Linked DNA regions of Homo sapiens: region 1 is linked to region 2. A link is an interaction called in ENCODE POLR2A ChIA-PET data of the cell type or tissue named here. Cell type or tissue: PC-3. All regions are shown on one strand. Each heading gives the region's core, and the rest is flanking DNA. Links, peaks and the distances in the headings are about the cores only.

What was found. Peaks named below come from ENCODE experiments on the same cell type or tissue, not always from the same donor. Only the 100,000 strongest peaks of a DNase experiment are listed, where the experiment ranks them.
Region 1: POLR2A ChIA-PET joins it to region 2 with 5 read pairs; 3 of 35 experiments call an interaction of 5 or more read pairs at or near these places.

The regions. Positions count from the first base shown.
Region 1 is chr4:67,757,420-67,772,884 of GRCh38, forward strand. It overlaps the pseudogene TMPRSS11CP. Among named protein-coding and RNA genes, the nearest start is that of GNRHR, 11 kb to the left of the region's middle. In PC-3, for the core only: no CTCF peak of the experiment used is centred there; a DNase peak (open chromatin) is centred at 8,712.
Region 2 is chr4:67,704,639-67,721,432 of GRCh38, forward strand. UBA6-DT (UBA6 divergent transcript) reads left to right here. Exons shown (of 2, transcript NR_015439.1): 2 at 15,784-16,794. It also overlaps the pseudogene ST3GAL1P1 and the pseudogene LOC100419862. Among named protein-coding and RNA genes, the nearest start is that of UBA6-DT, 12 kb to the left of the region's middle. RefSeq lists an enhancer at 9,708-9,757 and a silencer at 16,673-16,794. In PC-3, for the core only: CTCF peaks have their summits at 10,523 and 10,729; DNase peaks (open chromatin) are centred at 7,693, 8,983 and 9,473; H3K4me3 peaks cover 809 bases; H3K27ac peaks cover 3,189 bases.

The sequences.
Region 1 (15,465 bases), core at 6,244-10,243, 52 kb after region 2:
TGCTTTTTCTTTTTGCTTTCCCCTGCTCCCACCAGCCTGACTCCTTTTCCCTAATTAGGACACCACAGAATTGTGTTACATCTCATGCAGTCTGCCTTCAGAGCTCCTGTCTTTAACTACTATGCAATGCTACTTTCTGGTAGCAGTTGGGGTGGAAAGGTCTATGAGCCAGGTGCCATAGTCCTTAGTGAATGAAGGGCCGTGTTAACAGGCCCTTTTAGTTGCAGGAAAGGGAGACTGTTTTAGATAATGGAGTTATCTTTCATGATACACAAGACCTAGAAAGCCAACAGGAGCCCAGGCAGCTCTAAGGATGAGCAACTCCTGCTGATTCATCACCTGAGTTGGTTTTCAATTATAGTATCTTTTTTTTCTTCATAGTGTTTTTCCCATCATCTTCTTGAACCTAACTAGCCAGTTTTTTTTTTTTTTTTTTTGAATTACAAGTCCAACTTCTGAAGGGAAAGAGTGATGATGGTTTAGAAGTGACCCAGGGGAGCAAGAAATATTTTTCATACCTCTTTACTCATGAGAATAAAATAATAGAGGAAGGCAGCTCTTTCAAATAAGAAGAATGTGTATGAAAATGTATTTGGGAAAAAATTTTGTTTCCTGTAAGGAGAGAAGATGGAAGTAGCACAATATCAGAAAAAAAAGAATTTTTTTTTTTTTAGTTTTTGAAAACATGACTTACTTTGTTGAGCAAAGAATGATAGTGTCTACGACAACTGTGAAATGAGTAAAAGGGGAACTTTTAAAATTTAAGTTTAAATGGAAGCATTTGAGGAAGGACTGTGGATGAAGTAGTATGAGGAAATATATACACAAAATTGTTGTGAAGGAGAGCAACAAATTCTAAAAGCCATACAAATTTTTCTAAGCCATGTTAAATTATGCATAGCATTTAACATGGCAGATTCACTTTCATTATTCCAAGAGTGCTCATTATTTGGAGAATCACACTGTAAAACATTGTTGCAATTTTTATTTCAGTATAGATGTGTTAGAGGTAAATGATGGGAAATTATGGTTAAATATGTACGATTTTGGAGATCAGATTAAGGAAATGCATATATAATATAAATCACCAACATATGAAATGAACAGAAAAGCAGAAGCATAATAAGTATGTTTACTTATCAAAATTTATGTTCACTAAATACTAAAAGTAGTAATCTTTTACTTTTAAGTATAATTAACAATATATAAAAAGATTTAAACCAGGAATATAAGAATTATATTTATTTCAACAATTCAATTAACCACTTATTAAGCATTATGTACTACACACTATACTTGTGGATACCAAAAATAAGGCTAGCCAAAGCTCGTATTTGATATTTCCAAACATATTTTATAATTATATTGTATTGTTATGAATTTTTTTTTTCAATCAAGAGTCTTGCTCTGTCGCCCAGGCTGGAGTGCAGTGGCACGATCTCGGCTCACTGCAACCTTCGCCTCCTGGGTTCAAGTGGTTCTTCGGCCTCAGCCTCCCAAGTAGCTGGGACTACAGGTGTGCACCACCATGCACAGCTAATTTTTGTATTTTTAGTAGAGACAGGGTTTCACCATATTGCCCAGGCTGGCTCGAACTCCTGACCTCGTGATCCACCCACCTCGGCCTCCCAAAGTGCTGGGATTACAGGCAGGAGCCACCGCGTGAGGCCGAGATATTCTTATTTACATAAACTTTATGTAGTTTGCTTGTATTAAAAAGAGTATAATTTCAATTTTGTTCTTTTGCTGATAATCTTCTGTTGACACACAGCATTTCCATTTCATGATGCAATTCAATTTTAAAATACAATGTATCTTATTTCCACCTTCTTCAGAATTGGAAATTTGAAAGCTAGATCCCCAATAATTGTATTAATTAAGAATTTATGCCGGGCACGGTGGCTCGCACCTGTAATCCCAGCACTTTGGGAGGCCAAGCTGGGTGGATCACAGGGTGAGCAGTTCAAGATCAGCCTGGCCAACATGGTGAAACCCCGCCTCTACTAAAAATATAAAAATTAGCTGGGCATGGTGGCATGCACCTGTAATCCCAGCTATTCAGGAGGCTGAGGCAGGAGAATCACTTGAACCCAGGAGGTGGAGGTTGCAGTGAGTTGAGATCACACCACTGCACTCCATCCTGGGTGACAGAGTGAGACTCTGTCTCAAAAACAAACAAAAACAGAATTTATGATGCAAATGCATAATAATATAAATAAGATTTTAAAATACAATTTAGAAAAATATGATTATTAGTATTGGTTTCTCTTTAAGTTTCAGTAAGACTGGGCACACATGAAATTGACATCCTGTTAATTTCTATATAACATATTCACTTTTATTATTATTTCTTCTTTTCTTATTTTAGGACTTTTAAAATAAAATAGCTTTTTAAAAATTGAATTTTATAAAAATAAATATTGTATTTTTAAAATATTTAAGGATCAAGATTAAAACAAAGATGAAGCTTGGGCAATATAGGGAGAGCCTATCTCTACAAAAAAATTATTTAAAAATTAGTCAAGCATGGTGGCACCCACCTGTAGTCCAGGTACTCTGGAGGCTAAGGTGGGAGGATCCCTTGAACCCAGGAGGCGAATGTTGCAGCGAGCTGAGATTGAGCCACTCCAGTCTGAGACAGAGCAAGATCCTGTCTCACAAAACAAAAAAATACCGTTGAAGCCTAGAGATGCTGTAGTTATTTAATAAAATCTTTGAAAAATAGTTTTATTCAGGTAAATCACTCACTTCCTTTATAGTTACTTTTATCTGAAATTTTTCCACTAATTGATTTGCTAGGTTGTATAATTTGGAAATTTATTAGCATTATTTTTCAAAGGTAGAAATGATAACAGGAACGGGAAGAATAAAAACCCCTTTCTTCTGCTTATTTCTCTTTATCTATGATGCAGATATCACATACACAAGGCCTTTGTTTTAAGGTGTAATTTCGTAGATAGGGGTGTATATCTATGATATAGTATTACTTGCATAGAATTTTTTCTTTACAAACATCCATAAAAACAAAGAAAAATCTTTTAAAGCAAGAGTCTTCGAATAGTTAAACTTGATTAACTGGCGTTCTACTAACCAGGGTTATGGTTAGTTACCTGAAAATTCACTTGCATTCTGCTGTGAGAAACAGACAAATAAAAAGGAAAAAAAAGTGTAACAAGTGTTTTGTCAAATGTAAGAATATGTCCTAAACTTAGTATAGTGTTTTTTTTTAAATGCTTTTTTGTTTTTGTTTAAATGCTTAAACCACCTGCATTTAACTTTACCATACAATACAAGGAAACTTCCTCATTGGAAAGATGAACTTTAGACAAGATATTCTGGAACAATAATGATTCAATTGGGTTTACTGTATTGGATTTATTGAATTAGAAAAATACACACATGTATTTTAGGGAAAGTATAAGAAAAATGTTTCCCTTAACAGTTCAAGTCAGTGGAAAACTAAATCAACTCATGTATTAAGTTGAATTCCGTAGAGCAGAGCTGGAGATGGGGATTCTTGTGCAAGCGACTTGAGAGTGTGCTTTAAGGTGAAACCTCTAAGAGAGTGAGGAAAGCAAGACAGGGCAGAGGAAGAATCGAAGCAAATGTGTGTTCAGCTGAAGTCTAACCTTCCTTAGCCTGATCCCACATGGGACACTGGGTATAAATGGAACCACAGACTTGCCCCACCATTAGGAAAGGAGGCTGAGCTTTGGCACTCCTTTATCAGTTACCATCTGGCTGGGGCCTATTGTTTATGTGGGGAGAAGTATAACTTCTCAGGTGTTTTTGGATGGTGGCTCCCATAAACTGATGGCATTTCTCAGAAGAGGGTAGCTATGAGCTCTTGGCAGCCAATACTCTCAACAGCTGATGGAAGAGTCTTGATGTCTGAGAAAGGGCCCCTGGTGGGACACCACCAATGTCCATTACAACCAGTATAATCTATTCAAAGAACACTGAGAAATCAATGTTCGAGGGAAACAGCTTTTCTTATAATGGAATTTAAACTATATTTTCATAATGAATATAGTATAGAAGAAAGAACACTTTATCGGGAATTAGGAGTTCCCAGTTCTCTTGTGTAATCCTCATCTCCTAGCTCTCACAGCTATTATCTGTAAAATTTGTAACATAATCTTTAAGTTCTCTTTAGCTTAAAAGTCATTTTCTATTATTCTCTTTTATTATACACAGTTTTCTGCTCATTAACATGATCTATTTTCATTTGTTGGATATATCTTATTTAAAAGAGTCATAAGAACTATCATTTCCAAATTTCACTCATTTATTTAACAAATATTTATTCGAGTTTTGGGCAATGAGAAATAGAATAAGACAGAGCTCATAATCTCATGAAGTTTATGTTTTTTTAATAAGCAAATTTTAAGAAATGTTGTTTAAAATATATGGGAAGGCAAGAAGTTTTCATCTTAGAAAAATAATTAATTTGAGTTTATATTAAAATCTCTACACAGCAAAGAGTTAAAAGGAATATAATAAGGATATCGTTTTTCTGACATTTGAAAATGTATGTAGAGTGGATTTTTTTTAAGTAAGAGGATTCTTGAAAATAAAGAAAGAATAAACTCTTTAGAAAGGTTTTTTTGGTCTTGCATTGTTTACTTGTTGAAAATTCTTTTTGGTTAAAATTATTAAAGAAGCCAGCCTCTTCCACTTAAACTGTGAGATCTTCTGAGAGGATGTAAACAAATATGCCAAAAAGACTCTGAGCAATCTTAAGTGCGTTTTCTAGCAGCATGAACAAAGGCAGTCTGCTCAGCAAAAGAACCCTGAAAAGCAGCCAAAGCAGCAGTCTAAGTAAAAGGGAGAGAACTCAGAGGTCAAAGTGAAAGTGTTAGTGAAAGTAGCAAATCTCTTACTAGATATTGAATTACCCGGTGAGGGAGTCTATAAGCCACAGCTGAGTGCAATCACAAAGATGCCAAAAGAGATGCCAGATAGTTCATGTTAGTAGTCACAAATGCATGTAGTTTAAAAGGCGAAAAGAAACCAGCTGAGAAGTGAAACTTAAGTTTATTAAAATTTTACTAGCATATTGTCAGGATGTATTGATAGAGAAAGTATATTGTCTATTTTGTTTCAACATGCAGCACGTGTAGTGATATTTGTATTCTATTTAACGGACCTATTTAATAAACTTGGTAATAATTAATTTATATTCAGCATATTCAGTTTTCACTATTATTTCAAGGTTTTTAAATTTTAAAATATTTAATTGACAAATAAGGATTTTATGTATTCTGTTTACAACATGATGATTTGATATACCTATACATTGTGTAACGATTACAATCTAATTAATTAACACATTCATCAGAACTCGAGCTGTACATTAGATCCCCAGAACTAGTCATCTTATAACTGTACTCTTTGATTAACATCTCCCTATTTCCCCCAAACCCCAGCCCCTGGCACCGCTTGTTATATTTTTTGAATGAGGTTGACTTTTTTTCAATCATGAAATATTTGTCATTCTGTGTCTAGGTTATTTTACTTAGCATAATGCCCTCCAGGTTTATCTATGTTGACACAAATGGTGGGATTTACTTCTTTTCTATGGCTGAATAATGCTTCGTCTGTGTGTGTGTGTGTGTGTGTGTGTGTGTGTATCACATTTAAAAAAATTCATTCATCCATTAACGGACACTCAGGTTGTTTCCATGTTTTAATTATTGTGAATAAATGCTGTAATCAACACTGGGATGGAGATATCTCATTGAGATACTGATTTCACTCCCTTGGATATATACCCAGAAGTAGGATTGCTAGATCTTATAGTAGATCTGTTTTTAATTTTTTGAGGAATCTCCATACTGTTTTCCATAATGACTGTACCAATTTACCCTCCTACCAACAGTGTACAAGGGTTCCCTTTTCTCCACACACTCACCAATACTTGTCTTTTTTATAAAAGCCATCCTAACAGGTGTGAGGCATTAGCTCATTGAGGTGTTATTTAATTGTGGTTTTAATTTGCACTCTCTGGTGATTAGTGATGTTGAGCATCTTTTCGTGTACGTGTACTTGTTGGCTATTTCCATGTCTTCTTTGGAAAAATATCTATTTAGGTCATTTGCCCATTGTTAAATTGGGTTATTGGGTTTTTTTGGTATTAAATTGTGTGAGTTCCATATATATTTTGGACATATGATTATAATACCCTTAGCAGGTATATGGTTTGGCAATATTTTCTCCCATTTCATAGGTTGTCTTTTCATTTGTTCATTGTTTCTTTTGCTGTGCAGAAGTTTTTCAGTTTGATGCGGTACCACTTGTTTTTGTTTGTTTGTTTGTTTTTGCTTTTGTTGCCTATTCTTTTGGTGTCATATCCAAAAAATCATCTCCAAAACCAATATCAAGGAGCTTTTCCCCCTACATTTTCTTCTAAGAGTTTTGCAGTTTCAGATTTTACGTTTAAGTCTTTAATCCATTTTAAGTTAGTTTTTGCATATGACGTAAGATCAGGATCCAATTTCATTCTTTTGTGTGTGTTTTCATCATGAATTCTTGCCAGATACTTTTTATAGCATAAATGCTGAGATTTGAAGAGTTATGATGCAGGTGCCCAGGTGGGGAGACATTATTAATAGTAATAATGGTGTCTCCCCACTGTTACTGTCTTGGCTTGGAGAGAGGAAAAGGGAATCCATTATTATACAGCACGTCATCATGCAGGTAACTTACAGCCAACTTATGTGGAGGCACATTCTTAAAATGTATTAACGTATCTGTCTTTGTGTTAAATTATTTTCTAAATTAAAAATAAAATATTTTGTATGCTAGATAAAAATAATACTTACCAATTACCCAATGAAAAATGTGCTACATTCTCAATCAATACACTGTTATTCAAAATAATATAATTACACAACAAACAAAGATTTTATATTTTCATGTGTTTTTAACTTGTAAGTAACAGATTTTCAGATTTTGCATACTATGCATATTCTGTTATCTTGGAAAAAACCAACATAGCCTAGTGATTTAAGCTACCAGTACTCCTCTTTACCTATTTTTTTGTGTGCATGTAAACCATATACAATTCCTACAGGAAAAAGAAGCATTTTATTTTTCTGGAAATGTCCCTCCCTTATCCAAAGAGATATCAATCAAAAGTCCATCACAGGAGTGATATCCTGATCCAAACTTGTAATCAGAGGCATCCTCGGGACTTTTTAATTTTTATTTTTACTGTAGCCAGTGGGCAAGATTACTGTATTTTTGTCTGAGACTGGTAGCTTAGCACTAACGATAATCTAAGTCTAGAATCAGTGAACATGTCTTCACCACCTCATAGGGAAGTGTCTGCCTATGAATGAAGACTAAGGAGAGGAGAGTTAAGATGTGACTAGAGAGGAAGAGAGAGACACTGTTTGAGCTCCTGGATCCAGTCTCAGCTATGTCAAAGGATGTAGATCTCTAAATTTATTAGTTAGATGAGCCAATAAATGTCTTCTTTTTACTTAGGCTAGTGTTGATTGAGTTTCTGTCACTTGCAACCCAAGAATCCTGGACATTATGCCTACAGTTTTATTTTGTTTATGCTTAATTTCTAAAACATCAAAAAATAAAAAGTTAAACATCAAAAAGTATCTTATAAGTGTATGATGATATGTCAAATATTTTAAAAGCAATTAAATAATAAAGCTACTGTAATGAGTCATCCATAAAGTTTATGACAAATGTTCCATTTTAGAAGACTATGGAAGGTAGAGCTTTGGTTATAATCATGTCACATAACATAGTATAGATGCTAAAACTGTGAGCTCTGGAATCCAATTGTCTGATTTTGAATCCCAGCTCAGTTCATTATAAATTCTCTGTTTTTTGGCAAGTTACTTGACTTCTTTACCTCAGTTTCCCCAAGGTGACCGTCATCACAGCGCTGGGGGGACAGTTCAACGTAATAATACATGTAAAGTGTGCCTGGCACATAGTAAGGAATCAGCAAATATTATCTGCTATAAGTGCAATTTTGAGGGGGTTTATGAAAAAATTTACATCAAAACGAAGGCAATTGGTGGTAGCTGTAGGATTGTCAGCAATGAAGAAGAGGAGGATAAACTACTGAAGAGACACTTGTGGACTACAATCTGGGAAAGCACTCTGATGAGATCATTTTTAGTTAAATGCCAACTGACTTGCTAATTTGGCATAACAGTGCCTTTATAAACATCCGTACCCTCAGCTAGGATTTCTGTATGGGGAATAAAGTGAGTGAAGTGGAAGCAAAATTTTCTATTATTTATTCTGGTTGATAATTTGTATGATTGAGAAACTTTAGTAGTTTGGAGAAATACAGTACAGTAGTGTTTGCATGGTCTATTCAAGGCACTTATTGAAACATAGCCCATGTGTCTGAGGATTATTTTACTATTAAGTGTGTGTATATTTGAGAACCATTTTCTGGCTTCACTTTCATGCTTGAAGTAGAATGAGAACAAATCAGCAAGCATTGTGACCTATTCAGTGTACTTCAGGGGATTATCATGTTGTTTTGTGTCACTCAAGGTTAGGAAGTCATAAATAGATCAGGGATTAGTGTTGGCACAAGAACCAGAAAGAAAACAGGTAGATACATTTTCCTGGGTAACTTTTATAGGCAATATTATTGCAACTCACTAGACTACAACCTACTAATATGTTGATCCTATGGAATCCATGTGCTTGTCATCAGGGGATGACTCAGAAGGGAGTATGTTGCTAATAGCTACTCTATGATTCTCCAAGAGTCCCGGATCTGCAAATTGGTACAGAAAACTTCCTTAATAAACTGTAATCCATGTTTACTCATATAATTACCATTGATCTGAAAAGGTAAAAGGGAAAATTGTATGTCCTAGTCCATTAGTCTCATTAAACTTTTGTCAAATTATAATAAACAGAAAGTTTTCATAGTTCTAAAATAGTATGTGTTTAAATGCAACATTAAATGTTCATAAGGAGAGGTGACATCTAAGTTAAATATGGTTTGGGAATTACAAACATGTAACAAGCATATAACATTTGAGCTTTAATCTACAGAGAAATTTTGCACTAAAGACCAGTTTTGGATAGGATCCAGTCTCAATAGTATGTCACTTGAGTGTAGACACTAGGCTTGTTTGGAAGAGCACGTTCATTTCTCCAGCTTTCAATACCAGCAGGGAACCTTTAGCAAGGATGCCTTTAGAATCTGTACCAACCAGTGGTCCACCAGAGTCACCCTAGAGAGAACACACACACACACACACACACACACACACACACACACACACATATATATACTTATTATTTTCATCTACTGATCTTTAGGCCATTTTCCCAGAATGATGGAACACCTCGGCATCTGGATTTCCCTTTGCTGTAATTCTTCCTATCATCCTGGATAATTTTCAACATCTGTTGATGACACATGTAATACTTTAGCTCACAGTCTCTTGGCTTCCTTGACTCTGATCATTTTATTGAATCTTTCCATGTTACTCCTTGTTATCACCTGGAACTGCTCCACTTCTGAAACACCATTATTCAGTATTACGATTGAGTGCATCTACCCCTTAAGTTTTTTTGTTCCACTTATTCCACTTTTTACTTTGTGTCTGCTCTTCAGTCTCACTAAGAATGTGAATCCCTGGACTCCTCTATGAATGTATTAGCTCATGTCCTCCTGCTCTTCTTTCTTTATGCCAGCTATATTTCATAATGCACCATACCACTATTCTGTCAACAGCTTCTCAGCTCCCTATCTTTCTCCCCATCATAGCCTGGGCCAAACCAGACACTGTGAAGCCATGTTACAAATTTACATCCTCAAACCAACACCTCTAAGCAATATTTACGTGTCTTTAGCCAGCTTCTTTTCTTTTCTTTTTTTTTTTCCAGATGACTGTTAGCATTTTTTTTTAACAATGAAGTATTTTTTAAAAACTTTTAGGTTGAGGGGCACACATGCACATTTGTTATATAGGTGAATTGCGTGTCATGGGGGTTTGGGGTCTAGGTTCTTTCATCACCCAGGTAACTAGCATAGTACCTGACATGCAGTTTTTCAATCCTTACCTTCCTCCCACCTTTCACCCTCAAGTAGGCTCTGGTGTCTGTTGTTCCTTTCTTTGTGTCCATATGCACTCAATGTCAGCTCCCACTTATAAGTGAGAACATGCGTTATTTGGTTTTCTGCTCCTGTATTAGTTTGCTTAGGATGATTAACCAGCTCCCTTTCTAATTTTTCAGGGCGGCCATTCCAAACTCTTGTGATTTCACAATTTTTGAAAATCCCGTTCCCTCATTCTGAATCTAGTGTATTACTTTTAAATTCTCAGAGTAAGTGGAGAGTAACAGTTGAGAATCCCTTCATTCCTTGTCTTGCCTTTTTGGCTTCTCAGATCACTTAAGTCAATCCACATCTGTGTCTACTTTTCTTCTTCTCAGACAGATAAATGTATTTCATCTTTTAAAAAATTGAGATCTGATCTACAAATAAACATTGTATAGATTTAAGGTGTACAATGTGATGTTTTGATATACATATTCATTGTGAAATGATTCCCCCAATCAAGGTAATTAACCTATTCATAACCTCACATATTTACTTTTTTTTGGTGAGAACACTTAAGATCTCTTTGAGAAAATTTTAAGTATACAATACATTATTATTAATGGTAATCACCATGCTGTACATTAGATATCTAGAACTTATAACTGAAAGTTTGTACTCCTTGATCAACATCCCTTTACTTTCCCCAACAACTCCCCAAGGCTCCATCCGTGGCAACTATTGTTATACTATGTTTCAATGAGTTTGATTTTTTTTTAGATTCTAGGTATAAGTGAATGTATGGATTATTTTTCTTTCTGTGTCTGGCTTATTTTACTTAGCATAGTGTCCTCTAAGTTTATCATTGTTGTTGAAAATGACAGGATTTTTTTTTCTTTTATATGGCTGAATAATGCTCGTGTGTGTGTGTGTATCACAATTTTTTAATCTACTCATTCGTAGATGGACACTTAGTTTCCATATCTTGGCTATTGAGGATAAAGCTAGAATGAACATAGGAGTGTAAATATTTCTTTAAAATCCTGTTTACAATTCTTTTGGATAAATACTTAGAAGTGTGATTGCTGGATGCCATAAAAATATGATAATTCTATTTTTAGTGTTTTTGAAGACAATTCATACTTTTTTCCATAATGGCTGTACCAATTTACATTCCCACCAATGGTGTACTCTTACCAGAACTTTTTGTTAATAGTCATCCTAACATGTGCAAGGTATAACCTCATTATGGTTTTAATTTATGCTTTCCTAGTGCTTAGTGATGTTGAGCATCTTTTCATGTACCTGTCAGCCATTTGCATGTCTTCATTGGAAAAATGTCTACTCAGTTTATTTGTTCATTTTAAAATTAGGCTATTTTGTGTTTTCTTTTTAGCATTGAGTTGTGTGAGTACCCAAGAGTTCCTACAAAGAGGCTTGATGGAAGAGACTTAATAATGTTTACAGAATGTACCAAGAGGTCCATCAGGGTGGGTCAGTTTGGAAAATACAGAAGAAAACTCACATTAATAGAAAGTTCAAATACCTATGTAGTAGGAAGGAGACTGAGTGAAAAACACATGCAAGAGATTAGTTTTGAATAGTGAAAGAAACTTGTTTATCCCAAGCCCAGAGGGTGAGAATGAGTACAAACATAAATGTATCAAGGAGAAAGGAAATTAAAGGACTTCTCATATGATTGCTTCCATTTTTTCTCTGGTTAGTAGGAGAAAATATAATATGCTAAAGAAGATAAGGACATGGTGAGGTACGTAGGTAAAGAATATAATGAAAGTCCGGCATAGCACTATAAAAATGCATTAATAATTGTACAGTGTGTTAAGGACCCACATGTGATTATGTAACTCCAGTTTACAAGAAGGCATGATTTCTTCTAGCTGTTCTCAGCAGCTTGCATATAACAGCAAATACAGTTGATAGATCGTTCTGTGGTTGATGATTATTTGAATGGGTGTCGGGTAAGTCAAGGATGAAGTCACCGAGAGTGCTGTCAATAGAGTGGCTGAAATAATAAAACAAGGGTCCTAGGCTGTTTAAGGTTAGGAGAGAGTCATGAGGGTGGGGGGTTGATGGACTGAGAAGAAATTAAGAGGAACAGAGTTTTAAGCTCTTCATGATACTGAAGAATGGGTTTAGTGGGACAGTTGCAAAGCTAGAAATTTGTAATTAGAGATGATGATTATGTATTGCAAATACTTGTTTGCATGTCTGCTAGCTCCTAGAGTACAGGAATATGCTGTGTTCATTTTAACTTCCCTGAACATAGCACCGTATCTGGCACATAGGTAGTAGTCAATAAATAATCACTACATGAAAGATTGCATGAATAAAATAAAGGTTTTCTTGGATTTATCACTGATTCTACCTGCTTAGAAACTTTTGTTAGCTCTGGGACTATTGTTCATAAACAGCAACAATTGTTAAAAGCACATTAAGCATAAGGAAAAACATCTTAGTGTAGAGTTCAGAGCATAGGCCCTAGAGCCCAATTTCCTGCGTTTAAATCTCAGTTCTTTTGCCGCTTAATAGCTCTGTGAGTTTAGACAAATTACTTGATCTTTTTGTCTCAATTTCCTCATCTAGAAATAGGGCTTACAATAGCACAAATATACTGCAGAGGACTGAGGTAACTATAATAAATTAATATTTGTAAAGTGCTGAAAACAGTGCTTGGCACATGGGAATACTATATAAGAGTTGTTAAATCAATAAAATATTTAGGATGTTGGAATCACATTGTGAAAGCTCCATGATTGTTAATTTTGCTATTAGACACAGCTGAATGTTTCTCAGTGAAATGACAATCATACTAAAGTCACCAGTAAACCATCTCATCTCTTCATTGCTTATTCTAAATTGAGTTTCTTTCCCACTCCTGCTCACAGCTTTATACAGCAAGGTAATTTAGCACTTTAGGACTTTAATGAGACCTATTTGATATCATTGTAATTCTAATTAGATACTTTGGCTAGGAAACATACTTAAGCCTTTAAAAATTGTCAATCCCTTGAGAAAACTGAACTGATTATTTGGAAATTTAAAACTACAAGAATAAAGTTCTTGAAATTAGAATAAACAGACTTACCTGGCAGGCATCCACACGTGGCTCCAGGAACCCGGCACACAACATTCCAGATGTGATGACTCTGCCATCTGCCTCCCCATTGTTGCAGGTCCTATTATCTATAATCTTCACTAATCCCTTGTGGAGTACATTAGAAGTTGTTCGTAAAGGAAGAAAATTGTATAATTTTTATTGATGTCACTATTAATCTTTCTGGCTAGGCTATTAGTATCTAACTTTAACACTATGTACAATTTCTAAATCAAATCAGTGTAAAGTATAATTAAGCTTTTAGCTGTAGTAACAAAAAAGCAAGTAATGTTTATAAACATACCAAGCTGTTGCTGAAAAATGACCATTTTTAGAAATATTTAGTGTGTACATCTATATGTAATAAGATTTTTTCTTTTGAATTGTTTTGAAATTTTATATGTATTACATGTATTAATATGTAATAATATGTTTATTAATGTATTAATATGTTGTATATAAGTAAAAAAATAACATGAGCATATTTTGAATAACTCAATAAGCTATGTTTTAGAAGATAACTCATGGAAACTACATCTTATTTCTTATTCTGTACAGAAAAGATGTCTTAGAAAACAAAATGAATCAGGTGCTGTGGCTCACGCCTGTAATCCCAGCACTTTGGGAGGCCGAGGTGGGCGGATCACCTGAGATCAGGAGTTCGAGATCAGCCTGACCAACATGGTGAAACCCTGTCTCTATTAAAAACACAAAAATTAGCCAAGTGTTGTGGTTCATGCCTGCAGTTCCAGCTACTTGGTAGGCTGAGGCAGGAGAATCACTTGAACCTGAGAGGCGGAGGTTGCAGGGAGCCGAGATCATGCCATTGCACTCCAGCCTGGGCAACAGAGTGAGACTCTGTCTCGAAAAAAACAAAAACAAAACAAAAACAAAAAAAAAAACCAACCAACCAAACAAACAAAAACAAAAGAAAACAAAATGAAAAACTCATATTGCAGGAGCATACATTTTATGATTATTTAAAAATTTTTAAGCTAAATTTTTACTGTAATTCTGAATCTTGAAATTAATTTTAGGTTTATTTTTCTGCTTTCAAACTGCATTTACAGACATTAATAGCCACTAAGTGTTCACATTATTAGGGTCATGGGGATGCATATATTTAAATCTTTGCTCAAGTATCACCTTGTCACCTCATTAAAAATGCTGAATCCCCTACAGTCCCTATTTTTTTCTATGGCACTTAACTGCATAAAATTTGCTATAACTTACTTATTTCTTTTAATATACTTACATCCTTCATTTCATGAAATTGTCCATTTTCCTTTGTTAAGGATGAAAGCTTTTTCCTTTTTTTTTTTTTAACTAAGAAAATAGGCAGGAATTATCTGCCCATTTCATTCATTAACGTATCCAAACCACCTAGAACAATCCCTGAACAAAGGTGGTAATTATTTTCCATTAGTAAATGAATAAATGAATGAAGGAAATGAATTACTTATTCAAATAATATATTTCTTGAAAAACTGCCATCTTAAGAGGAATTATAGTAAGCAGCTCTATGAAGTTATAGTTTCTGCATGAATGTTGTTGAGGATAATTTTCAATCCATTCCACATTGTACTCTTAAAAATGATCCAGAGAAAGTATTTTTCAGTTTAGGTGTAATTCTGAGTATTTTACTTTTTAACTCCTGAAATTCAAGCCATATAACGGAGTCAGGTGAGGAACTCACCATCAGACTTTAAATGATCCCCATGCAGTAACCACTGCTTCTGAATTGTATAGGAATATATAATTAACATCTGGAAGACATGCTTTTTGGATGTTGCTTGTATATAACACTGGTGAAGATAGATGCACAACAGCAATGTCATTATCGTGTGCAGGGTAATGGTAGTTTTCTTGAATTATAACATTCTTGATATTTCACTGTGTTTGTGGGTTACTTAAAATAACATTCCATTCTTTGGGATCATGGACCCTAAAAAATAGATTTATTAATTAAAAGTCCTGTGTATTGTACTTGTAGGAATTAATGTCTTACAATTTTAAAAACAATTACGTATGTTTTGAGTTCCCATGATACTTGTAAGCATACAAAAATAAAGTTGTGTATAAGAGAAAAATAAAAATAATGATAACATGAGCAGATTTTGAATAATGCAATGTTATGTTTAGAAGATAACCCATGAAAACTACATTTTATTTCTTATTCTGTATAGAAAAGACTGAAGGGGATTTAGAAAAATAAATGATGACAATATAGGATAATAAGATTAAACAAAAAGTGGGCAAGGGTATGGGAAAGTGAACTAAGGGAAATTATGGAAATAGTCTAAATCTT
Region 2 (16,794 bases), core at 7,019-11,018:
AATGGCAAAGCAGATTTTTACTTTCTTATTCTATGCTTATTTGCTTTCTCACAGGTTTTGGGAAAACTTTTCTAATTTCAGAGAATTCCCTTTTCTGTTGCTTTTGTGTAATGTTCAGCAATATTATGGTTTTATTTCCTTTTTAAATTAATACATACATAATAAGCATATATTTATGGGGTATTTTGATATTTGCGTACAAGGTATAATGATAAAACCAAGGTAATTGTGATATCCATCACCTCAAACATTGTTTATTTCTTTGTGTTAGGAACATTTCACATCTTGCCTTCTAGCTATTTTGAAATATATGATAAATTATTGTTAACTATAGTCACCCTCTAGTGCTATCGAACACTAGAAATTGTTTCCTCTATCTAATTGTATTTTTGTACCCATTACGCAACCTTTTTCATCCTCCTTACCCCCAACCTTCCCAGCCTCTGGTAACCATCATTCTACTCTCTACTGCCATGAGATCCACTTTTTTAGCTCTCACTTATGAGTGAGAATATGTGCTATTTGTCTTTCTATGCCTGGCATTTCACTTAACATAATGACCTCCAGTTCCATCTATGGTGCTTCAAACTACATGATTTCATGTTTTTGTGTAGATGACACATTTTTAAAATCCATTCATCTGTTGATGGACACTTAGATTGATTCCATATCTTGGCTATTGTGAATAGTACTGTAATAAACATGGGCATGCAGATACCTTTTAAATTTATTGAATTCCGTTTTTGGATGTATACTCAGGAATGGGATTGTTGGATCATGTGGTAGATCTATTTTTAGATTTTTGAGAAACTTCCATACTGTTTTTCATAGTTTCTGTACTAATTTACGTTCCCACCAGCAATGCACTAGTGTTCTCCTTTTGCCACATCCTCACCAGCATCTGTTATTTTCTGCCTTTTTGGTAATAGTAATCTTAACTGAGGTGAGATGATGTCTTATTGTGGTTTTGATTTGCATTTCCCTGGTGACTGGTGATGTTGAGCATTTTTTCATATGTCTGTTGGCCATTTATATGTCTTCTTTTGATAAATGCCTGTTTAGATCATTTGCCCATTTTAAAATTGGATTATTTGGGGGTTTTTGCTATGGAGTTGTTTGAGTTCCTTATATATTCTGATTATTAATCTCTTGTATGAGTAGTTTTCAAATATTTTCTTCCATTCACTGGGTTGTCTGTTCTCTGTATTGATTGTTTACTTTGCTCTACGGAAGGATTTTAGCTTGATGTAATTCCGTTTGTCTATTTTTGCTTTGGTTGCCTGTACCTTTGAGGTCTTACCCCAAAAATTTTTGCTCAGACCAGTGTCCTAAAGTATGTCCTCAATGTTTTCTTCTAGGAGTGTCATAGGTTCAGGTCTTACAAGTAAGGCTTTAATGCATTTTGATTTGATTTTTGCCTATGATGAGATATAGCAATCTAATTTCATTTTTCTGCATATGGATATTCAGTTTTTCCCAGCACCATTTATTGAAAAGACTGTCCTTTCCCCACTGAATGTCTTTAACACCTTTGTTGAAAATAAGTTGAACTTTACTGAATTTGTTTATCAACTTCAAGAGTACTTTGATGAAGCTTTTAGGACTTTTTAAAAAGTGTAATATCATGTTTTCTGCAAATAGGTACAATTTCACTTTCTCCTTTACAGTTTGAATGCCTTTTGTTTCTCTATTCTCTACATGTTCTCTCCTGTTTCATTGCTCTATGTGTATGTTTTTATACCAATACCATAATCCTTTGTAGTATATTTTGAAGTCTACTGTGATGCCTCCAGCTTTGTTCTTTTTGCTCAGGATTGCTATGGCTATTCATGGTCTTTTGTGGTTCCATATGAACGCTAGGAGTTTTTTTTCTATTTCTGTGAAGAATGTCATTGGAATTTTGATAGTAATTGCATTGAATCTGTGGATGACTTTTGGCATTGTGGTCATTTAAAAAATATCAATTCTTCCAGTCTGTGAGCATGTGATACCTTTTCATTTTTTGTGTGTGACCTCTTCAATTTCCTTAATCAGTGTTTCATAATTTTCCTTATAAGAATTTTTCATCTCCTTGGTTACATTTATTTCTAGGGTGTATTACTCCATTTTCACACTGCTGATAAAGACGTACCTGAGACTGGGCAATTTACAAAAGAAAGGTTTATTGGACTTACCGTTCCGCATGGCTGGGGAGGCCTCACAATCATGGTGGAAGGTGAAAGGCACATCTTACATGGTAGCAGACAAGAGAAGAGAACTTGTGCAGGGAAACTCCCCTTTTAAAAACCATCAGATCTCATGAGACTCATTCACTATCACTGGACAGTACAGGAAAGACCTGCTCCCATAATTCAATCACCTACCACTGGCTTGCTCCCATGACAAGTGGGAATTGTGGGAGTTACAATTCAAGATGAGATTTGGGTGAGGACACAGCCAAACCATATCATAGGGTTTCTTTTTTTGTAACTTATTGTAAATAAGATTGCTTTCTTGATTTCTGTTTTCACTAGTTTCTTGTAGATATATAAAAACACTACTCATTTTTGTATGTTAATTTTGTATCCTGCACTTTACTGAGTTTTTTTAAATCAATTCTAAGAGTATTTTGATAAATCTTTAAAAGCTTTCTTTATATAAGATTATGTTGTCTGCAAACAGGGACAATTTGACTTTCTTCTTTACAATTTGAATGCCTTTTATTCTTTCTCTTTCCTAATTGCTCTGGTTAGAACTTCCAGTACTACACTGAATAAGTGTGGTGAAAATGAATATCCATGTCTTATTTTAGTTCTTAGAGGAAAAGCTTTCAGCTTTTCCCCATTTAGCATAATCTTAGCCTTGGGTTTATCATATATGGCCTTTATTGTGTTATGTTCTTTTAAACCTAGTCTATACCTAGAAGATTTTTATTATGAAGGGTGTTGCATTTTATTAATACTTTTCCAACAACTATTGAAATGATTAAGTCATGGTTTTTTTTATTTTTTGGGGGGGGTGGGGTAGGTTGGGATGGAGTCTCGCTCTGTTGCCCAGGCTGGAGTGCAATGGCATGATCTCGGCTCACTGCAAGCTCCTCCTCCCGGGTTCCAGCAATTCTCCTGCCTCAGCCTCCCAAGTAGCTGGGACTACAGGCATGTGTCACCGCGTCTGGCTAATTTTTGTACTTTTAGTAGAGATGGGGTTTCACCATGTTGGCCAGGCTGGTCTCGAACTCCTGACCTCAGGTGATCTGCCTGCCTTGGCCTCCCAAAGTGCTGGGATTACAGGCATGAGCCACTGCACCCAGTCAATTAAGTGGTTTTTGTCCTTCGTTTTGTTGATGTGATGTATCATGTTTATTGATTTTCATATGTTAATCCATCCTTGCATCCCTAGGGTAAATTCCACTTGATCATGGTGAATAATCTTTTTAATGTGCTGCTGGATTCAGTTCGCTGGTATTTTGTTGAGGATTTTTGCATCTATGTTCATCATAGGTTTTGTCCTATAGTTTTGTTTTTTTGTTGTGTCCTTGTCTGGTTTTGGTATTAGGGTATGCTGGTCTCAGAATAAGTTGAAAGAATCCTCTCCTCTTTAATTTGAAGAGTTTGAGAAGAATTGATATTAGTTCCTTAAATGTTTGATAGTATTCAACAGTGAAGCCACCAGGTCCTAGGCTTTTCTTTGATGGGACACTTTTTGTTACTAATTCAATTTAATTACTTGTAGTTGGTCTGTTTGGGTTTCCTATTTGTTCTTGGTTCAAACTTGGTAGGTGTAAATGTCCAGGAATTTATCCATTTTCATTAGGCTTGCCAATTTATTGGCATATAGTTATTCATAATAGTCTCTAATGATCCTTTGTAGTTCTGTGGTATCAGTGGTAATGTCTCCTTTTTCATTTCTGATTTTTAAAATTTGGGTCTTTTTTTTTTTCTTGGTTAGCCTACGTAATTGTTTTTTAATCTCAATTTGCTTTATTTCTGCTCTGGTTTTATTTATTTTCTTCTACTAGTTTTGAGGTTGTTTTGTTCTTGCTTTTCTAGTTCCTTGAAATGCATTGTTAGGTTTATTTGAAGTCTTTCTATTTTTTTGATGCAGGTGTTTATTGCTATAAATAGCAATATATTGCTTTTTTTCAATATTCTTTTGCTGTATTCCATTGGTTTTGGTATCATATGTTTTTATTTTCATTTGATTCAAGAAATTTTTAGATTTCCTTTCTAATATCTACATTGATCCATTGATCATTCAGGAGTATGTTGTTTAACTTCCATGCATTTGTATAGTTTTGAAAGATTTTCTTGTTATTGATTTATAGTTTTCATTGTGGACAGAAAAGATACTTGATATGATTTCAATTTTTTTATATTTTTTGAGACTTGTTTTGTGGCCTAACGTGGTCTATTCTGGAAAATTTTCCATGTGCTGATGAAAAGAATGTGCATTTTCTGACTGTTGGATGAAATGTGCTATAAATGTCTATTAGGTCCATTTGATCTGAAGTGCAGTTTAAATTAAATATTTCTTTGTTAATTTTTGTGTAGATGATCTGTCAAATGCTAAGAGCAAGGTGTTGATATCCCCAACTTTTATTGTATTGGAGCCTATCTCTTCCTTTATATGTAATAATATTTGCTTTAAATATCAGGGTGCTCCAATGTTGGATGCATATATATTTACAATTGTTATGTCTTCTTTCTAAATTGATCCCTTTATCATTATATAATAACCTTGTCTCTTTTTGTTGCTTTTGACTTAAAGACTGCTTTATTATATAAAAGTATAGCTATTCCTGGTCACATTTGGTTTCCATTTGCATGTGGATTAGTCAATTTTCTTACTGCTATGAAGAAATACCCAAGATTGGGTAATTTATAAAGAAATAGAGGTTTAATGGACTCACAGTTCCACATGGTTGGGGAGGCCTCACAATCATGGCAGAAGTTGAAGGAGGAGCAAGGGCATATCTTACATGGCAGCAGGTAGGAGCACATATGCAGGGGAACTGCCCTTTATATAACCATCAGATTTCATGAGATGTATTCACTATCATGAGAACAGCATGGGAAAAATCTATCCAATGATTCAGTTATCTCCCACCAGGTCCCTCCTGTGATACATGGGGATTACGGAAGCTACAATTCAAGATGAGATTTGGGTGGGGACATAACCAAACCATATCATTCCAACTCTGGCCCCTCCCAAACTTCATGTCCTCACATTCCAAAACCAATCAGGCCTTCCCAGCAGTTCCCCCAAAGTCTTAACTTATTTCAGCATTAACTCAAAAGTCCACAGTCCAAAGTCTCATCTGAGACAAGGTAAGTCCCTTCTGCCTATGAGCCTGTAAAGTCAAAAGCCAGTTAGTTACTTCCTAGATACAATGGAGGTACAGGCATTGGGTAAATACACCCATTTCAAATGGAAGAAATTGGCCGAAATGACAGGGCTACAGGCCTCGTGCAAGTCCGAAATCCAGCGGGGCCATATGGGTCTGCAGCAACCTCAATTCTTGCCTCTTCAGAAAAAAGAATTTGACTGAGGGGCATAAGGCAGAAAAAGAGACCAAGGTAAGTTTCAGAGCAGGAATAAAAGTTTATTAAAAAGCTTTAGAGCAGGAAAGAAAGCAAAGTATGCTTGGAAGAGACCCAAGTGGGCACTGAGAAGGTCAAATGCAGTGTTTAACCTTGATTCTAGGACCTTATAGGCTGGCCCTCCTTCCCATGTCTTGCACCCCTTTCCCATAATTCTTCCCTTAAGGTGAAATGCCTGGATGTGCAGTGCCCTCGTTACACTTGGGAGGTGAGCACAAGCAGTGTGTTTAGAAAGTTGTTTGTATGCCCATTTGAGGCTTTCTTCCCTTTTCTGGTGTTGTGCCCCCGGAAGCTCATGTTCTACCATTTTGTCTCTTAATGCACATGCCCGGGAAGTTGCTTCTCACTGGCATCTGCATTCAATGAACACTTTAGTGCAATAGGTGTGGACCATCAGGAAATGGCCTCTCCCTGGTGTCGGATGCCAATGTTTTATAGTTACAGAACATTTTAAAATGTATTATTTTTACTCCATACTCCTGAATTATTGAGTATTAGCACAGAAAGGATGCTTGACCATCATCTAAATGTTCAACTCCTTTGTTTCACAGAGGATGACCCAAAGACATTAAATGGCTTGAATAAATTCACATAATTGTAGATGCAGAGTCAAGACTAGAACCTAGTTTTCTTCCTAATCTAGTGTTTTTCTAGTATATTATGCCAGACATATTATGTTCAAAAACTGGAACATCTGTTTTGTGGCTATCAAAAAGATTAGGAAATACTGAGTCCTGAGATCAGGCCTTCATGAACACAGTTGGAGAGTAGCTGACCTTTCGCATTTGAAGACTGGCTTCTTTGCCCAAAGGTATTGTAGTAACATTTGAATGAGTTGGAGGCAACTAATTAGAACCCAGAGGGAATTCCATCGTAAAGAAAATAACCCTTTCAATAAATGTGAATAATTATCTACTTAAATTATCTATAAATTAGAATATGTGTGCCATACACAATGTTTATATCCCCACCAAATTCATATGTTCAAACCTAATTCCCAGTGTCATGTGAGGCCTCTGGGACATGAGAGCTTAGAGAACTCCCTTGCCTTTTTAGCCATGGGCAGGTGAGAAGACAGCTGTCTGTAAATTAGGATGTGCACCCTCATTAGACACCGAATCTGCCAGTGCCTTAACCTTTAACTTCCGAAACTCCAAAACTGTGAGAAATAAGTTTCTGTCATTTATAAGCCACCCAGTCTATGGTAGTTTTTTTTTTAATAAAATAGCTCTTTTTTTATTCACTTTGATTTGGATCATTGGAAATATTCAACAATAAATAAAACAGAGCAGGGGATGAGGAAAACAGGATCTTGCTAACATCATTCAGATGCATCCCAACCAGTGCTCAGCTTCACAACAACACGGAGAGAGGTAAGGGAGAATAGAGAGCAAATTTTAAAACACCAACAGCCAAACACACAAGACTGCACAGAAGAAAAAGTGCTCAAGAAACTTTGGTTTTGAAGGGAATTCAGTGGAGGGAAACGACTGTGTAGGAGGAAGGGAATAAACCCATAATCACCCTAAGAGGCAGGGGCTTGGACGGGGAGGCCCTGATGCAGGCTATGGTTAAATCTGACATCCCGGAGCTCAGAACATGCAACCGATGGCAGTTTTGTACTAGGAAGAAGCTGAGTGATGAGGCTGGGTGATGGTATCACCTGATAGGCTGGGAGGGAGAACAGGAGGTGCAAAGGCGGCTCACTGTCAGTAGGAAATTCAGTGCTCTTTTGATAAGAAAAAAAATCGGTAATATCCTAATCCTGACAAGCTGAGATGCTGCTTTGCCTGTCTCTGCCTTTTCTTCTAAGTCTTCCTCCTTTTCTTTGCACAGGTGTCAGGTAGCACCCCAGGGGTGCAGGAGCTGGTGTTTTCATGGCAAACAAGAAGAGGGAGGTTGACTCTATATCAAAACTAGCTAGCCCAGTCCATGGGGCAGGATGATCCTGGTGGCATGCAGTCACATTTGCTGCAAACCAGATGTTCATGATGGATATAATGATACCCCCAGGGCTTTTCATAGGGGCGAGGACAGGTGCTGGTTCCTGATGACACATGCCTGGCATCCAGTGATCTTTAGCTGGACGGTGGCCCCTCAGGGCGTGGGCTTCCCTGCATAAAGTAGTTTTGATCCTAACCAGGTGAGGGAGAGTGAGTTCTTTTGGTTTCTCTGTTACTTGTTTTCAGATTACCTCAAAGCAAACATCCCTGTTCTAAATGTTCTCTGTGGTTTTATTCTACCTTTGCCAAGAAGCCAGAGTCACATCCAGGTGGGACTGGCCTCTAGCATGGCTTTCTGGCCACATCAGAGAATGGGATTCCATCAAAACCTCTCAACAAGCCCTTTCCCTAAAGAATCACCCAGATCTTAACTGCCCTCTCCCCCTTCTTGACTTTTTTTTTCTATTTTACATTCTATTTTCTCATATCTGGCTTTTCTCTCTAAGCCTAGCCAAATGCTTTGCTGAATGATGCTAGGACTAGCCAGAGTTTTAAAAGGCATTCATCCATTTATGAACTTTCTTCCAGCCCAGGATCCCTGCAGAGCACCGGAGGTTACAAATCTGCCCTCCTTTCTCCCCTAAAAGGTGACTGAGGGGAGGGGAGGGGCATGTAGCTCAGCTATAGCAAATCAGTACCCTGACTCACTGGGGAGACCCAGGGGGCTGGGATGTTGCTGACACTTCATGGGCCACCTTGTCAGCCTATCTTTGTGGCTTCAGGTTCAGCTCTGGGTGCTGCAGGCAGGGACCCGTCTACTCCCTGCCTGAGCCCAGGGCCGGTCTCCAAGGAGCTCTCTGCCTGCAGAGTAGAAAGAGCCCTAGGCTGGGATTCAGGGGCCTGAGGGAGCCCCTGCCACTGCCTGCCCAGCAAGAGTGCTCCTCATTCTCCTGCTGACAGCATGCATGGTGCCCTTTGGCTAACACTCTTGTCTAATTCCCAGCCACCTTCACCCCAGGGTTGCATTTGGTTTAAGCCAAACTGGTGCATTTAGTTCTGGCCACAACAATTGGCTTTTATTCTGTTAAGTGCCCATTGCTAAGCCAATGAGACATAAGAGATGTCTGCTGGGCTTCTTTTATGTCTCATAAGAGAAATGCCATCTCCTGCACTGGAGGGTGTGAGAAGGCAGAGACAAGAGCTTGCCTAGGGCCATGCAGGCAGCCTGCGGACACAGCTCAGTGCTGAGAGAGCAGAGGAGAGTCAGACACCTCCATTCTGGTTACACTTTTTCCAGATGCTGAATAGAGACTCGCTGGGAAAGCCCGCCTCCAGACAATTTAAACATGGTGCCAGGAACACCCCGTTGTTGCTGAAACTCTGACTTGTGCTATCTGTCCCAGCCAGTTCCTGATTGCCAGTCACTTCCCTCCTTCGTACTCCACCAGGAAAAGGCCACGCCTCCCCATGCAGCAGTGGCCTTTTAGGAAACGTGCTTAACAGGATAGGTGGTTTTTCTGATTAAACATCAGTAACTAGAGTCAACAATCACTGTCCTCCCATGCCTGGCACTCTCCACTCCCCACCCAACTGCAATGTGGCCTTGCTTTTCTTATCAGTAAAATGGGAGAGCTGGATTTGGGGGCTGGAAGATATCTCACAGCTTGACCATCCTAGTGGAACGGAGGGAGACCAGACAGAGAGCAGACGACCGACCCAGGCAGCATCCGGCTCAGACACAGACATATCTTCATTTCAAGGGACCTATTCTTACTCAAAGAAAACCCAGAGAAGTCGATTGCTCAGCCTGAGCCGGTCATCCCTAAATGGAGTCAGCTTTTAGGAGAAGAGGAAGAGTTCAGGAGACAGCATCGCTCTTTGTATCAGTGTTTGACTAGCCAATCAAGAAACGTTTGCTGAATTCTTCATGTCATACATGTCTGTGAGCTCTGCCCTTCGAGGATGTCTGTTGTGAATGATGACTCAGTGATTACCAGCCTTTATCAGAAAAAAAAAAAAGTCTTAAAGTTTTGGAGGATGTTAAAGCTGAAACAGGTTTTTTGTTTGTTTGTTTAACACTTTCCACATTCTGAACCCTTGAGAATCTAATAAAAGCTATGGAACCTCTCTCCAGAAAAATGCTCATATGCAGAGATTCAGAGAAAAAAACAAACTTAGCATGCAACTTCCAGGGACTCTTGTGAATGGCCTGAAGCGACCTTTACCCATGACTGGTGTCCCCAAGCTCCTCCCTCCCAGTGTGCAGAGGGGGTTTCCCTGAGCCTGGGAGCACAGGCCCCATGCCTCCTTCACACTCCACCAGGAAAAGGTCACACCTCCTCAAGGCAGCAGTGGCCTTTTAAGAGATTTTTTTTTTTTTAAAGAAAAGTGGTTTTTCTGCTTAAACATTAGTAACTGGAGCCAACAATCACTGTCCCCACCATGCCTGTCACTCTTCACTCCCCACCCAGCAGCAATAAGGTTTCATAGAGTTTTGGAGACTCCTAGCCTGAGAATGAATTCCAGTCCACAGTGAGGAAGAAGGAAGGTTGGGTTGGAATGGGAGGATGCTGTGGACATTCCACAAACCATCCAAGCCCTAGATACCCCCAATATCCCAAGTCCAAGGACTCCTACAAACCTTCCTTAAGCCTCCCTATTTCCCAGCTGCTGGGTGAGGCAAGCTTCATTAAAACACCAGGACCACCAACACACCAGGACCACCAACAGAGCCACAGTGCAAACAATGTCAATTGAATTTTTAAAAAATCAATCAATAATCAGGAAGCCTAACGAGGAAAAGAGAGTAGTTGGGGAGCGAGAAGATGAGGTATGTGCCAGTCGCCATTCCTGGGATGTCCCTGGCCCAGCCCCCCAGTGACAGCCCCAAGGTGGCCAGCAGGGACTTGACCCTGAGCTCAGGCCCTTGGGGAAAATGCTGCTGGAAGCCTCCTGTGTGGCCTTGGTGGTTAAGGGCACCATATTGAGTAGTCTGAGAAAGAATGTATGGTCCCATTCTGACGCACTGCTAGGGGGCGCTGAATATCCTCAGAGCTTTGTTCTAATTCAGGTGCCAGCTCAGGAAACCAGAAAAGATGTTTCCAGCTACGGAGCAAGTGGGGCCACTGGTGGGGATCCCTTTCCCCAAGTAGGGGCTTTTGCCTTATTTCAGCCAATACGTGCTTTTCTTCCCCAAATGCAAAGGCATATGGAAGCGGTCAGATCTGCTCTTGCCACGATTAGAGCCATGAGACTGATTATCCAAAGGAATAGCTGCTTGGGAAGAGGCATCTTCAGGAGTTAGAAACATGGTGCCAAGTTTTTTGTTTTTTTTTCCTTTTTTCTTTCTTTCTTTTAGAGACAGGGTCTCACTCTGGGCTGGAGTGCATTGGTGAGATCACAGCTCACTGCAGCCTTGAACTCCTGGGTACAAGAGATCCTCCCACCTCAGCCTCCCTAGTAGCTGGGGCTACAAGTGTGTGCCACCATGCCTGGCTAATTTTAAAAAAATATTTTATTTTTGTAGAGATAGGAGTCTCACTATGTTGTCCAGGCTGGTCTTGAACTCCTGGGCTCAAGGGATCCTCCTGCCTTGGCCTCCCAAGTTGTTGGGATTACAGGTGTGAGCCACGGCACCTGGCCTCAAGTTTCTGTGAAAATCTTTGGGGTAGAAGCCTCTGGTGGCACTTAAATGAGCTTTGGGAAGAAGGGGATGACAGGGTTATCACGCCAAGGGAGAGGCCAGGCTTCATGCAAAGAAGGGCAGCATCTCACCCCCAGCGCGGATACCGCCCAGCGTTTCTCTGTGCTGGAGGTAATCACCACTCAAGTTTCTCTGCCAGTCTTCCTTGGGAAACCATGCTGTCTCTCAGAATATGGGCGTCTTCCACATTTGTTCCCCAATCCCACCCCAGGAGCCAAAATGATTTTAATATGTGGAGGTTGAACCTTTTCCAGCGTCTCCCCAGCCCTGGGGCAGCAGTCGGGGGACGTTGTCCCCACCCAAGACAGGTTTTGAGACATGCTCCGCCATGATAGGTAGTGACCTTGCTGAGTAGATGCTGCCAACGGCTGGGTGCAAGAGGCTGCAAGTGGCACTTGGGCACACACCTGAGGCTGACCCTCCAAGATCCCGGATGGACTGGCTCTGGCAAGATGCTGGGGCTGGAAACGCAGAGGCATGATGGTGCATCCATCCTCAACCCTTCACTGTGTCATCTCCCCTTGAAGATCCGGATTTTATTCATGAAGCCAAGGTGGCCGTCACGTTAGACTCAAAGCCTGCATCGTGCACCCCCGTCTTGTGAAAAGACCCCGCAGACAGGTTGTTCTCCCAGTAGTGGTGTCAGTTCCCTTTGCTATCTGCTCAGAAGCTATACAAGTCTACCTAATCGCAGACATGCATTGAGAAGATGACCGAGAGGATGCTGGTGAGTGGGTACCGCCTGTGGCTCTGCAGCCAGTTGTCGAAGACATACTTGATGAAGGCTGGGTGGTAGATCAGGATCTTATCCTGTTTCACTCTGATCTTCACGAGGACCGGGGTGTAGGTGTGGGAAATGGCACCCGTGGTGGTGGTGCTCACCACCCACTCCAAGTTCATGGTCTTTAAGGGCACCAGGACCATGCTGACATTGTCCCCCAGCTCCCGGAAGCTCTCAGGGTACACCAGATGGTGGGCGGTTTTGCTCCCGGCAGCAGCTTCAAACCCTGCCGTGGGTGCCTTGTTCATCCTGAGCATAAAATTGTGACTCTATCGCAGGCCTATATGACAATTGCCTCAGGTTGCCCGAGTTGCCCACGACAGCACAGTGCCAGCAGCCCACCGACCTCTTCTCCAGCATTGGGTCCACATTCCCAGGTACTGCTCTGAATTCCTTGATGGTATTGTTGATGATATTGGGCTTCTTCTCCTGCTGGAGCCTCAGCCACCATTGGTAGGTGTTGTCCTCCAAGAGCGCGTTCTGGGCAGTCAGCAGCAGCTGCACTATCTGGTTGAACCTCTCATCGAACCAGGCTGAGAGCCCATGCTGCCTGATGCAGTGGGTGCAAGTGCAGGGCCTGTGCTTGATCAGTCTCTTCAGGTTCTCCAAGAGCTCCAGGACCATCTTCTTGGGGAACCAGGTGGTGGCCACCATGGCGTGGGAGTAGTTCAGGAAGGAGGTGAGGAAGATGAAGAGCACGAGGAAGGTGAGCACTTTCAGGGTCCTCTTCCGCAGGGTCACCATCTTCACTGTCCTGATGGCGACCTCCCTGCAATGGGTGGCAGGAACTCCCTCCTTTTCAGAAAATAAAGTAGCCTATTCTTCTGCAATCCTTAAAGAGCTGATAACGTCTCTTGATAAAGCTTTAACCAGTGATTTCCATTCCCATCCGAAGAAGCTAAGAGGTAATTAACCTCTGTGACAGTCCAGGCTCTCTGAGGAGTGAGGACCTTGAAGGAAGGGTCTTGGTATAGCAGGGAGGGAAGCTGTCTCTGCCGCCCTCCTCCGAGTGTGGTTTCTGATGATCCTTAATTAGGGCTTTGTCTTTCATGCTGTCACCAGAGACATGGTGGGTTATATGACAAGCTTGATGAAGGCCACAGAAGGTTGGCTGTCATTGGCTGTGTGACTTTAGTGGAGTCTCTTAACCTCTCTGAGCCTCAGTTTCTTCATCTCCATAGGCTGAGTGACTGTCCATCTCAGGTCCCCAAATGGAATTGTCCTGGCCCAAGCTCAAAGCATTTGCTCACTGCAGCTCTTGCAGATGTTAATTTCCTCTCATTGACATTTCCAGTTAAAGAAGGTAAAATCTGAAAATGGTACCAGCATGGCTGGAGACACGCTGGAGTTTCTGGGATTTGGGCATGAGGGAGTTTGGAGTAGATAAAAGGGTGTGAGTGTCCCGGATACTCGCCCCCTTCCCAGCTCACATCGCTTCTTCCTTCTCTCTCCGCTCCTCTTCCTCCTCCTCCTCCCTCCAGTTTAGGGGTCTTTGTCTTTGCAAAGCATTGAAACTGTCTGGCACAGTGGGCTCCACTGGCAGAGACTGGAGCCGGGGAAGTGGGGAGGCAGGGTGAGGGTGGGAGAGGGCTCAGGAATACCTTCTCCTGGTTGTAGTGGGAGTGAAAGGTGGGGTGACTGGGGAGGGGCCGCCTTCCCTGGCCAGGGGCTGGGAGCAGGGTGTAGTTTGTTATAGCAGCCTAAATAGACTAAGACTATGTGCATATCACATTTTCTAGGAATATTTTTGAAAACTTGCATGTAGAACAGTAAGAGAAATTATCATAGACTAACAATTGAAATATAATTCTCCAAGACTTAAAAAAAATAAATATTTTAAATTAAATCTTTAAACAATAAAGCATAATTATTAATATTTGATTGTTGGAAAGTATACACAACATTTTCCCCTTTGTATTAACATAAATATTAGCTTATGATAACAATACTCACTTAAAGTCCTTTAGGCACTTGGGTATAGAAAATAAAATATAATTTTACTTTACTGCTACTTATAAGAGAGTAAGCAAAATTAGATCTGGTTACTCTATTTTCAACACTGTTAGCATTACTGACCTAAGAAAAAAAATACTCTTAATGTATATGTCTATATAACTTTTTAAGTTCCATGATAGTTAAAATGGGAAAAACTTTATTGATTGTTAAGATTTCAAACTCCTTTTAGTCTGTTCACTGAGATATTAAATTTCAGGAGACAGAAACCAAAGAAAGATGAAATTTCTTTTTAGGAGGCTTAAAGGACACAAATTCTGGTCCAGGTTAGAATGAGTGTTTGGTGTCTGTTCCCACCCCTAGCCATCACACTGAATGCTCCCAGCCCAGAATGCTGGTCACTGTGTGGCCAGCAAGGCCTGCATGTGCTACAGATGCTGCTCCCAGCCAATGCAGAGTGCTGCTTGTAGATGACAGCATCAGTCTCCCTCATCAGATCTGAGGATAGGATGCCGCCATCTTAAAGGACCTCTAAAATTGCTTCCTGGATGGCGCTCTCTGAATCATCAAGATGAACAAGGAGTTCCTTATACAGATATTGAATGTTGTTTTGATGATAAGACTATCTATCAGTGCTTTTGATGCATTTCAGCCAGGTGATTAAGGTGGATGCAGCTGCTATTATTATGTTGTTGAAAATGTCATCTAGATGTTTTTAGAGTTCAGGGTAAATCTCAATGAATTTATCTGCATTAATCACATCACCAGAGGTTTTAAAAAATATATGTATTAATTTTAAATCCTATAAAATTAATACAGAAAATATAAATGATTGGGTCATTTAACTATATTTTTTTAAATAAACTGAAAGATAAAGAACACAACACTTCACACATTTTATATTTCTCTTACATACTCTGGAATCATACACAGTTCTTTTCTTTTTAAAGCACAACATTAAAACCTTTAAAAGGCATTTAAGGGTTTGGTCAAGTGAATATGATAAAACATACTTGTCTGTATAAAGAGAAAATGAAATTGTAGTCACTGTTATGTACTGACATTAGTTACAACCTAGTTTTAATTCTTAAAACAATTTTGATTAGCAAAGCTAAAAAAAATGGATGTTTCAGTTAAATGTTTTAAAGAGGTACAGATTTTTACAAGGACATAATATAAGTTATTGTTCTGTAGAAATATCCTATTAAATATTGTATGTCCCTCCCTCTGTACACTTTGTAAAGAAAGTAAAATACATAAAAAGAAAATCATATAGGGATGTGTGACATTATTGTAATTGTGTACTTGAGAATAACGTGCAAAAATAAAAATCAGAATATTTTCCTGTTAAAAAAATAATAATAATAATAATTTTGCATGGAATTAACTAAGTCAGTTGAGAATATTCTTCCAGGGTGGTCAGAATTTGAGGTATCAGTATTCCCTACTACACTTCCTGTATCTGTTTGACCAACAGGACCTTGCAGCTAGGGAGCACCCAGAGGCAGGACACAATGGCTGTCCTCCCACATGCCTTTGCAGATGTCCTTTATCACTGTCTCAGGGTAGCTGTGAAACTGCCTTTGGGAGGTGATGGTGTCCTTTGGCCTCAGCAGCACTTTGGACAGGATGGAAAAAAGTTTTAGACACATCTGCAGGTCTCTGGCTGGCTGGAGATAGGCATTGGGTGTGGGGACCAAGTGTTGTGGCACTTCTTTTACAACAGAGCCTGAGTGACAAGTACGTTGAGCTGCATAAGTTCTGCAGAGTACATAGTCCAGTCGTTGTGTGATGTGGTTGACCACATCTGTGTATTTCCCACAGAAATCCTGGCTGACATTGACTTCTCCACTGCAACCATCGAGTTCATTGTCTCCTAAACCTTGCCATGGAGGCCTGTGGCACCTGAGCCAGCCATTATCATCACCAGCACTTCCATGAGCTACAAGCTGGACCCACTGCAGTCCTCCTGACACACTGAAATCAGAGCCTGCACACAGAGCAGCAGATGCTTCAATGTAAAGGTCATTTCCAGGTCCTTGACAGGCGTGCATCTGGGCCAGATCCATGGCAATAACCTTCAGGTTGAGGCTAGAGGGCTTCAGATGGGCAGCTTCGAATGACAGGAGCAAGGCACAAGAGGCCGGAAAGGGAGGGTGACATTTTCAGCATCTATAAGATCAACTTTAGAAACATTTGGGGGTTGACAAATTCCCATCAAGCTCTGTGGATCTTGTACAACTGCTCACCACCGGCTTCTCATCAGCACATGATTGGTGCAGGGTTCTGAGGATGATTTTGAGATGTTCCCTGATGTGGTCTTGTGAGGAGATTTCATGACAGATGGCAGGAAGCTTCGTGGAGAGATTTCTGAAGACACTCCTGAGCTCCCAACACCGGGCAACTCTCTTCCAGAGGATAGTGGGGTGGAGGGTAGAAGAGAGGCAAAGTCAGGTTTGTCCTTCGGATCCCCTTCATTCTCCTTTTGCCACCGTAAACCAACTTTTGCTTACAGTTAGACACCAGTTTTCGGCAGATGAAATCCCTCTGATTTCAGGCATTTTGTCAATTAAGCTGCTCAGCAACAATAGGATAAACTTATGAAAAGAAAGGAGTAGCAGTCCCACAGACAAAGCATCCAGCCCCTGCACTGAGACAGTATAGGGAAGGGACTTGGTCCTGGCAGACAGGACAGATAATCAACATCCTAGTGGGCCTTACACATGTGGGCATATTCTTTTCCATACCTTCTTGTCTGTTTTAACAAGCTAACCCCAGTCACAGTAGCAGAGAGAGGGTCCATCCTAACTTAGCTGACCAGGCTGGATTCCTAAT